Linked DNA regions of Homo sapiens: region 2 is linked to region 1. The links are chromatin contacts, found by Hi-C or POLR2A ChIA-PET in ENCODE. All regions are on one chromosome and are shown on one strand. Each heading gives the region's core, a stretch centred on a gene start or an enhancer-like site at or near the end of the contact. The rest is flanking DNA. Distances are from core to core; before and after follow the strand shown.

Region 1 (3,897 bases), core at 752-3,251:
TCATATTCACAGGTCTCTCTCATACTCTACAGAAGGGGATTGTACACACTGGTGCAGCAGGGGATGGAATCTTGGCATCATGTTGGAATTCTGCTTATCATAGGCTCCCACTGTGTTCTTCCTTTCCAAATTGTTATGACTGCTTTAAGTCCTTTGCATTTCCATTTAAATGTTAGAATCTCCAATTATTAATTTACACAAATATCCTGCTAGAATTCTCATGGTGACTGTTTGGGGAGAGCTAACATTTTAACAATATTGAATTTTCCAATCCATGAAGATCATTTGTATCCCCTAACTTGGGTCTTCTTTAATTTCTCTCAGCAATGTTTGTGGTTTTCAATGCACAGATACTGCACATATTTTGCTGAACCTGTCCATAAATATTTCATGTTTTGTGATGCTACTGTGGAGAGTATTACATTTTTTACATTCTTTTTTGTTAGTTTATAAGAATGAACTGATTTTTGAATATTGACAATGTAGCTTATACCTTTGCTAAATTCATGTAGTAGTTCTAGTAGCTATTTTAGAAATAGTTTTGCATTTTATACTTACACGATCTGCAAATAAAGACAGTGTTTTTCCCTTACAATTTTATGCATTTTACTTCTTTTTTTTTATTGCACTGCCTGTGATCTGCAGCAATATGTTGAATAGAAGTGATGGAGAGTGAGCATCCTTGCCTTCATCTCTATCTTAGGGAAAGTGGTCAGTCTTTCCACACTTAAGTCTGATATTAGCTGCAGGCTTCTTTTAGTTGTCTTTTATCAAGTTGAGAAAAATCTCTTCTATTCTTACTTTATTTGGGAGTTATATACATACACAAAGAATAAGTGCTGAATTTTTCCATTTTTTCAGATGGTTTTGTTTCATACTTGAGACAATCATACAGTTTTCCCTCTTTATTCTGTTAATATGGTGAATTATATCAGTTGATTTTGAAAGTCAAACCAACCTTACATTCCTGGTCATCATATATGATAATTTATATATATATATATATGTACACACACACACACATATATATACACACATATATATATAATATATGTTTTTACTGGATTCAATCTGCTGATACTTTGCAAAGAATTTTCTTTTCATCTCTATTCATGAAGTATACTGATTTCTGATCTATAATTTTCTTTTCTCATAATGTCTTCACCTAATTCTGGTAACAGTATAAATTCTGGAATCAAAAGGTGAGTTGGGAAGTGTTTCCTCTCTATTTTCTGAAGGGTTTTGTGCAAGATTAGTGTAATTTATTCCTTATGCAATTGATATACTTCCCTAGTAAAGCCATCTGGACTTGCAATTTTTCTGGTGGGCAGATTTGTGAATTCATTTTCTTTAATAAATATAGGGCTATTTGGGCTTCCTACTTTGCTTGAGTTGATTTTGGTCATTATTGTCTTTTGAGGAATTTCTATATTTCATCTATGTTTTTGAATTTATAAAATTGTTCTTACTATTCCATCATGGAAACTGGCAAATGCTATGAATCAGTTATTTTTCCCTAGAGAGCCCATTGTTAAATATTTACTAACATATCACTGTTAGGAGTCACTATCTGTTAACCACAAGTGATCATTCATAGCATCCACAACACATGAGACTCAGTGTGAAGCTTTGGTCAATACTTTGATCCCTACCTTATATTGAGGGAATTATATGGGTTATTAAAAGTGAAGTGACTTTCAAGAAAGTGTTAGTTACCTTTCTAAGTGTAATACTAGAAGGTCAGGAGGCCCAGCTAACTGAGTAATCAGTCTTCTAAATAATTCTTTAGATATAAACACAGCACAGATGGTAGCTTCTTGGCTTCCTGCACTGATATCCTCCTGATAGTATAGCCATCAGCAAACCCAAAATAAATTTGAACTCTCCTACCAGGGCATGGATATGGAACAAAAATAGTTTCTCTTGGACAGGCTAAGCGATACTGAAACCTTCCACTGTTGTGAAGAAGCACCTTCTCTGGCCAGGAGCAATGGCCAGCTATTCCTCATCCTACACCTGCTGCTTCTTGGCTGCCAGGAACAGAATACTGTACTTAAACTGAGAGTGGAAGGAGCACAGTCACTTTCCAGTCCTTTAAGCTTTGAGATAAAATACTTGAGTGACAGCTAGTCACTGATGTCTCATTTGAACCCCCAGAACTACTAGGAAATTAATGCCAAAAGAAAACTGGATTTACAGTTTGCCTCTTTTTGAAAGGAGTCTCTCACATGGAGTCTGACAGAAGCTGAAACTTCAGCTTTAGTCCACTTCTAAGAAGAAGCTTTATTGATTAATGGGAAATTCTTTGGAATTGAGTAAGACCAATTAGAATGCAAAGAATGTTGGAGAGAAATTCGCCATGAAGAAGGCTAAAAAGAAGAGTCACTTATCTATAGATTGGTCTATAAAGGCTGGATAGCATCATCTCAAACATTCACTGTTGAGGGAGGGAAGGACAGAGGGAAGAGGGGAGGAAATGGATACATCCTTAAAGTCTGCAGCTTCAACTGGATAAAATCCTATATATATTCTGATAAGTCAGTACTCAGACTCTACCAAATACTGATAGGAAAAGATTTAAATTCTGTTTGGGGCTCTATTACCTTGCTTCCAGATTTCTTTTTCATAACTTACTTTCCAGTCAATTCTTTCTGTTGCAGAAGGGTAATCTTTAGAAATATTTCCATTGTGATTTCTCTTTGCAAACAGAGAAAGTATGGGTGTGAGAATAAGCTGGGTGTTGTGCATGCTATCTGGCTTCGTCTCTGATGGCCCCCATGCAAAGAGTGAATGTCTCCTTCAGCACAGCCCTTGCCTTCCTACTTTCCAGATCTATGGAATCCTGAGTGTCCAAGTCCTTTCCTTCTGACTAATTTTCCTCAACCATATCCTCAAATTCAGAAACGCATAGTGAAGCTTAGGGCTCTCTAAAATGCCACAGTCTCCTTTGTTCCAGAGGACAATCAGTTTCTAGGATTCATTCCTAAAAGCATGACATGGAATTCCTCTCCTTAGAATGTAAGTCTGTGAGTAATGTTAATTTTTTATGCTATGAATTCTGCCCAAATTATCTTAAAACCAGAATCTCCACATAGAAAATTGCCAAAGCACTTGTTGATGTTATGCTCTTTTTTTCGTGGGTTTTAACTATCATCATTTTGGTACATTTATAATTTATCCATATTTGCCTAGATTTCTGTTCTTCATTATCTCTACTGACTGAGGAAGTAATGATAGAATACAAACCCAGCTCCTACAAATGCCTACATGATTTGGTTCCTTCCTTTCTCTCCAACCTCGGCCTGTGCCATGTTCTGTCTTGCTCCTTCAAGTCCAACCAGTAATTTGTTTGTTCCTGAAAATTATTAAGCTCTTTCCTGATTCAGGGCCATAGCATTTTCTACTCTGTGCCAGGAATGCTCTTCCCCTCCTTTCACATGGCTGGATTCTCTGTTCTTTCACATCTAGCTTAAATAGCACCTCCACATGGAAGCCACCACTAGACCCTCCAGGGCTCTGTTGTCTATTTTAGAACCTGGCAGAAAACAGGCTCTTGCTATTGTTGCTGCTGCTCAGTTCTTCTTTGTTCTGTGGCTCTTCTATGAGAAAGTGAAGTATCAGAGAACAGGAATTGGTTTGCCCTGTTCATTACTGGTTCCCCACTGCCTGGCATATAGCATGGATGTGATAAAAATTTGCTGAATAAATGAATAAAGTCTATTGCTGTTCCTTGTACATGCCAGACTCCACATCTCCCACAGGAGCAAGTACCTTTTTACTCCTTTTCTTCCTATCGACCTAAAATTCCTCCTGTATGTTCCCTGTGGATTTTTGTCCTTCTGTGTGTAAGGAAGAAATCTCCTTCTTTCCAGGCTACTCTTATGGCCCAGCCCTTCT
Region 2 (3,796 bases), core at 650-3,149, 64 kb before region 1:
AGTTAAGAAGAGGACGGGTGTGGTGGCTCAGGTCTGTAATCCCAGCACTTTGGGAGGCCAAGGCGGGTGGATCACGAGGTCAAGAGATCAAGACCATCCTGGCCAACACGGTGAAACCCCATCTCTACTAAAAAAAAAAATACAAAAATTAGCTGGGCACGGTGGGGCACGCCTGTAGTCGCAGCTACTTGGAGGCTGACGCAGGACAATTGCTTGAACCCTGGAGGCAGAAGTTGCAGTGAGCCGAGATCATCCCACTGCACTCCAGCCTGGTGACAGAGTGAGACTCCATCTCAAAAAAAAAAAAATATATATATATAGTTAAGAAGAATGGAATGTGTAACTGCCATTTTAAGGCAAGCCTGAACAGATGTGACTCTTGTCATTATACCTGAGCACTTTTGTAAGACAAACAAGTGGATAAATGTTGAAACAGAAGTCAGAGAACAATGATGACTGGTTTTCTCTATCATCATTACACAAGATTCACCGGCAATTACAAATGATCTCTTTGCAAATGAGCAGCTTTCTCTTAAAGAGATCTGGAGCAATTTTTTTTGTTTTTTAAATTTGCTAAAACCTATTCCCTTAGTCACAGATGTGCTATTTAAAAAAAGTATATGTGTTATTGACTATAAAACAATTATAAAAACAAATATGCCAAAAGAGAGAGTAGAGCCATCTTACATTAAAATATATACAAATTCGCCTCTAAAATTGAAACAGAAACAAGGGAAAAGCAAGACAAAGTTGCCCCATACAGTTTGGAGTTTGGGGACAGGCAGTCAATGAGACAAACTGTGTTTTCCAATACCTGAGTTGTAAGCAGGTTCTGACTTTTACTTTATGATATGTAAAATTCGCTTCTTGGAGCTACAGGGTTTTTTTTCTAATTATTAAATAAGCTGCCTCTTTTAGGCAAATAAAGCTAATAACATCAACATGAAGATGCAGGAAAAAGTCATTTGTAGTTTTAGAATCTTTACTGTCAATAATAGTAAAGACTTCAATCTCCTAGTTCTTAAACGAAGCAAAATAAATAAGAATACCTGCCTTATGTTTTACGAAGTTTTGCTTACTTAAAGATAAAGCAATGGCAGTATTTAATTATTGAAGGCAAAAATGACTTTCAGTCAGTCATTTATTCATTGTTCAACAAGCATTTTCTGAATTCCTCTCATGTGTGAATTATCTGAGGCAAAGAGGCTTGAACTGCCTCCCATTCCCCTTCCTTGTGGGATGTCTAAGACATGAACCTGATCAACTACAATATAAAAAAGAGAGGGATATGAATAAAACATTGTTAAGATAATTTAGGGTGGGGGAGAGCTTCTCACTGGGCAGACAAGGGAAGCCTTTCTGGAAGAGGCCACACTTCAGCAGAAAGGACAGTGGATTTGAACAGGCAGAGACAGGAGGGAAGACTCCAGCAGTCAGGGAAGGCAAGGCTGTTGGGAAATGGTAGAGTTTGCCAAGAACCTGGTATAGACAAAGGACAGTGCTTGGAATTAAGTCGGAGGAAAGCTACTGGACTCCAAGCAGGAAGACTTTTAAATACCATGCTGTAGAGTTTTAACTTTATTAAGCGGGCAATGGGCACTCATTAAGGGGTCTTGAGGCAGAGAATGGTTTAAGAGATGTGGTTTCAGAAGATTAATCTGGCAAACGTACATGGAATCTATTAGACGGGAAAAATGGAAGGCAAGGAACCTGGTTGGGAGAACATTACAATGGTCTTAATGTCAGGGACTGAGGACAGCTGTAGGGGTAGGAGGGATGGAAACCACAGGCAGATTCAGAAAATACTGAAGACAAACATTGTTATAACAGGAAGGAAGGGAAAGGGAACATGTATTTATTGAGGACCTACTACATTACTCATAGCACTAAACACGTAGAATGAACACACATCCTGTTTTGCTTGGTGCAGCTTAAGATTTTGTCTTTTTTGGAGGGTCATGGAATAATTATTAACAATAGCCACATTCACTGTCAATATGCTCTGGTTTGGATAATACATTACACAACCAAATTTTAATATACTTTTCTTCTCTTATTTCTCCAAACAATTCTCTGTTTACAAATGAAGAAGCTGAAGATCTGAGAAGTGAGTTGCCTAATGGCACTTGACCAAGAGGTGGCCAACCTGGATTTGAATCCAGACCCACATAGTTCCAAACCCCAGAACCTCCTACTATTCCTGGTTTCCTGCCCTCAACTTAATGGCAGGTCATGGGTGGGAAATGCCCATTAAAGGAAATAGGGATGTTGGGAAGAGGAAAGGGAGGGTAAAAGATGAGGAGTTCCGGTTTGGATGTGTGGTCTTAAGGCGCTGGAAAGACATTGAAGCAGTTGGTGACATTGGCTACAACTCAGGAGCGAAATCACCCTCTAGTTACAGATTTGTGTGCCTTCCAAATCAACAGATGCAGGAGTTGAAACCCTGGGACCGGATGACATCACCAAGCACGAGACTGCAGGACAAAGGTCACAGCTCAGATTCCTGCAGTGGCCAGGCACGTAACACAGAAGAGGCAGGGCAGGCAGGAGACGTTCGGGAGGAGGAGGAGGTCTTATGAGGGCTATCATAATTTCCCCTAAAAATTATTTGCAATTTTAAAATCAACACTACAGCCCTTATGATGGTAGTCTATTTCTTAATTAAAGCTGGTGACTAGACTGATTTCCAGTAATTTAATTTAAAATAAATCACAATTTATTTATAAAAAATAGTTATTCTGTTAAAAAGAAGGCTCATTGATAGAACAGAACATTATAAATTGTAGTTATTCAATTTTTGTCCACCTTTTCATCATAGAGGAACTTCAAGTGAGAGTCTGTTTAAAAAAATGCAATTAAATTTTTATCAAAATTACTAGCTACATTCAAGTACATTAAACCAAATTGCAGTGCATTTTCACTGTCTTAAAAACAGACAAATATAATTCAGACCCTGTTGCCGTAAGCATGAAGTGGGGCTGGGGAGGGAGATGGGAAGAGAGGGACAAAGACTTAGAGGGGACAGCATTTCAAAAAGCAACACCTCCAAATTTCAAATTATTTACATTTGAAAAAAAATTAATTCATTAACAAAAACTTGAGTTACTAGTCTTGTCCTTTTTTCAAACTTCCAATTGCAAGGTAATAAACACCTGTAGCCTTCACAGGCCTAAACCAATGGTTTGCAAACTTTCCTCAGTACCAGGAAACAAGGAAACAAACTTTCCTTGTTTACCTGGAGGACTCGTTACAGCACAGATTGGGAGGCCACATTTTGGAACGTTCTGATTTTGTAGGTCTGGGATGGATTGTGAGAATCTGCATCTCTAACCAGTTGCCAGTAGATGCTGATGCTGCTGGCACAGGGACTACACTTTGAGAATCACTGCTCAGCACACCAGTGGGTCTGCTAGACAGAGGCTGGCTGGCTTCTGCCTTTTTCAGAATTACTGTGGAGCACAAACATCCACCAAGGCTGTTTCTCATGGCACTCTGGAAAATGATTCAATGATACTGCTTCGAACAGAGGTCCAGCTTTTTGCCTCATTGTCTGTGTTCTGAATCCAACCTAGTTTAATATTTTGGAAAATGTTACCCTTTTCTGTACTGAGCAAAGTAAATATTTTGTCAGTTGTTAAGGATGAGCTGCAGAGTAAGACTTAAAGATGTATCCAAATTCAGCAGGAAGGCTTGGAGCTGCTTTGGAACTTTTTCCAGATTGTGATTTGTAATGTATTTCAGAAGCCAGCCGAAATACCAACCACTTGATCTATTAAGAAAAGGCTGAATGAACCTT

Evidence for each region. Hi-C counts contacts between places; a loop is a spot of excess contacts on that map. ChIA-PET counts read pairs that join two places held with the same protein, here RNA polymerase II (POLR2A). Pooled maps may share reads with other maps.
Region 2: a map of heart right ventricle shows a loop between it and region 1 (7-fold over the local background). The contact joins two enhancer-like sites. A Hi-C loop is called at or near these places in 2 of 168 maps with a recorded cell type or tissue (heart right ventricle and psoas muscle) and 2 of 50 pooled maps. POLR2A ChIA-PET finds 5 or more read pairs at or near these places in 4 of 52 experiments (CD4-positive, alpha-beta T cell, OCI-LY7, Panc1 and 1 more).

Annotation. Positions count from the first base shown.
Region 1 is chr6:143,158,680-143,162,576 of GRCh38, reverse strand. The region is part of intron 2 of AIG1 (androgen induced 1); the gene reads right to left. All of the region lies in intron 1 of LOC124901416 (a long non-coding RNA gene), which reads left to right. Among named protein-coding and RNA genes, the nearest start is that of AIG1, 100 kb to the right of the region's middle. Within about 2 kb of position 2,001, at least 2 of the 41 ENCODE cell types and tissues checked have a DNase peak (open chromatin) inside an H3K27ac peak, as active enhancers do.
Region 2 is chr6:143,222,759-143,226,554 of GRCh38, reverse strand. All of the region lies in intron 3 of AIG1 (androgen induced 1), which reads right to left. Among named protein-coding and RNA genes, the nearest start is that of AIG1, 160 kb to the right of the region's middle. Within about 2 kb of position 1,899, at least 7 of the 41 ENCODE cell types and tissues checked have a DNase peak (open chromatin) inside an H3K27ac peak, as active enhancers do.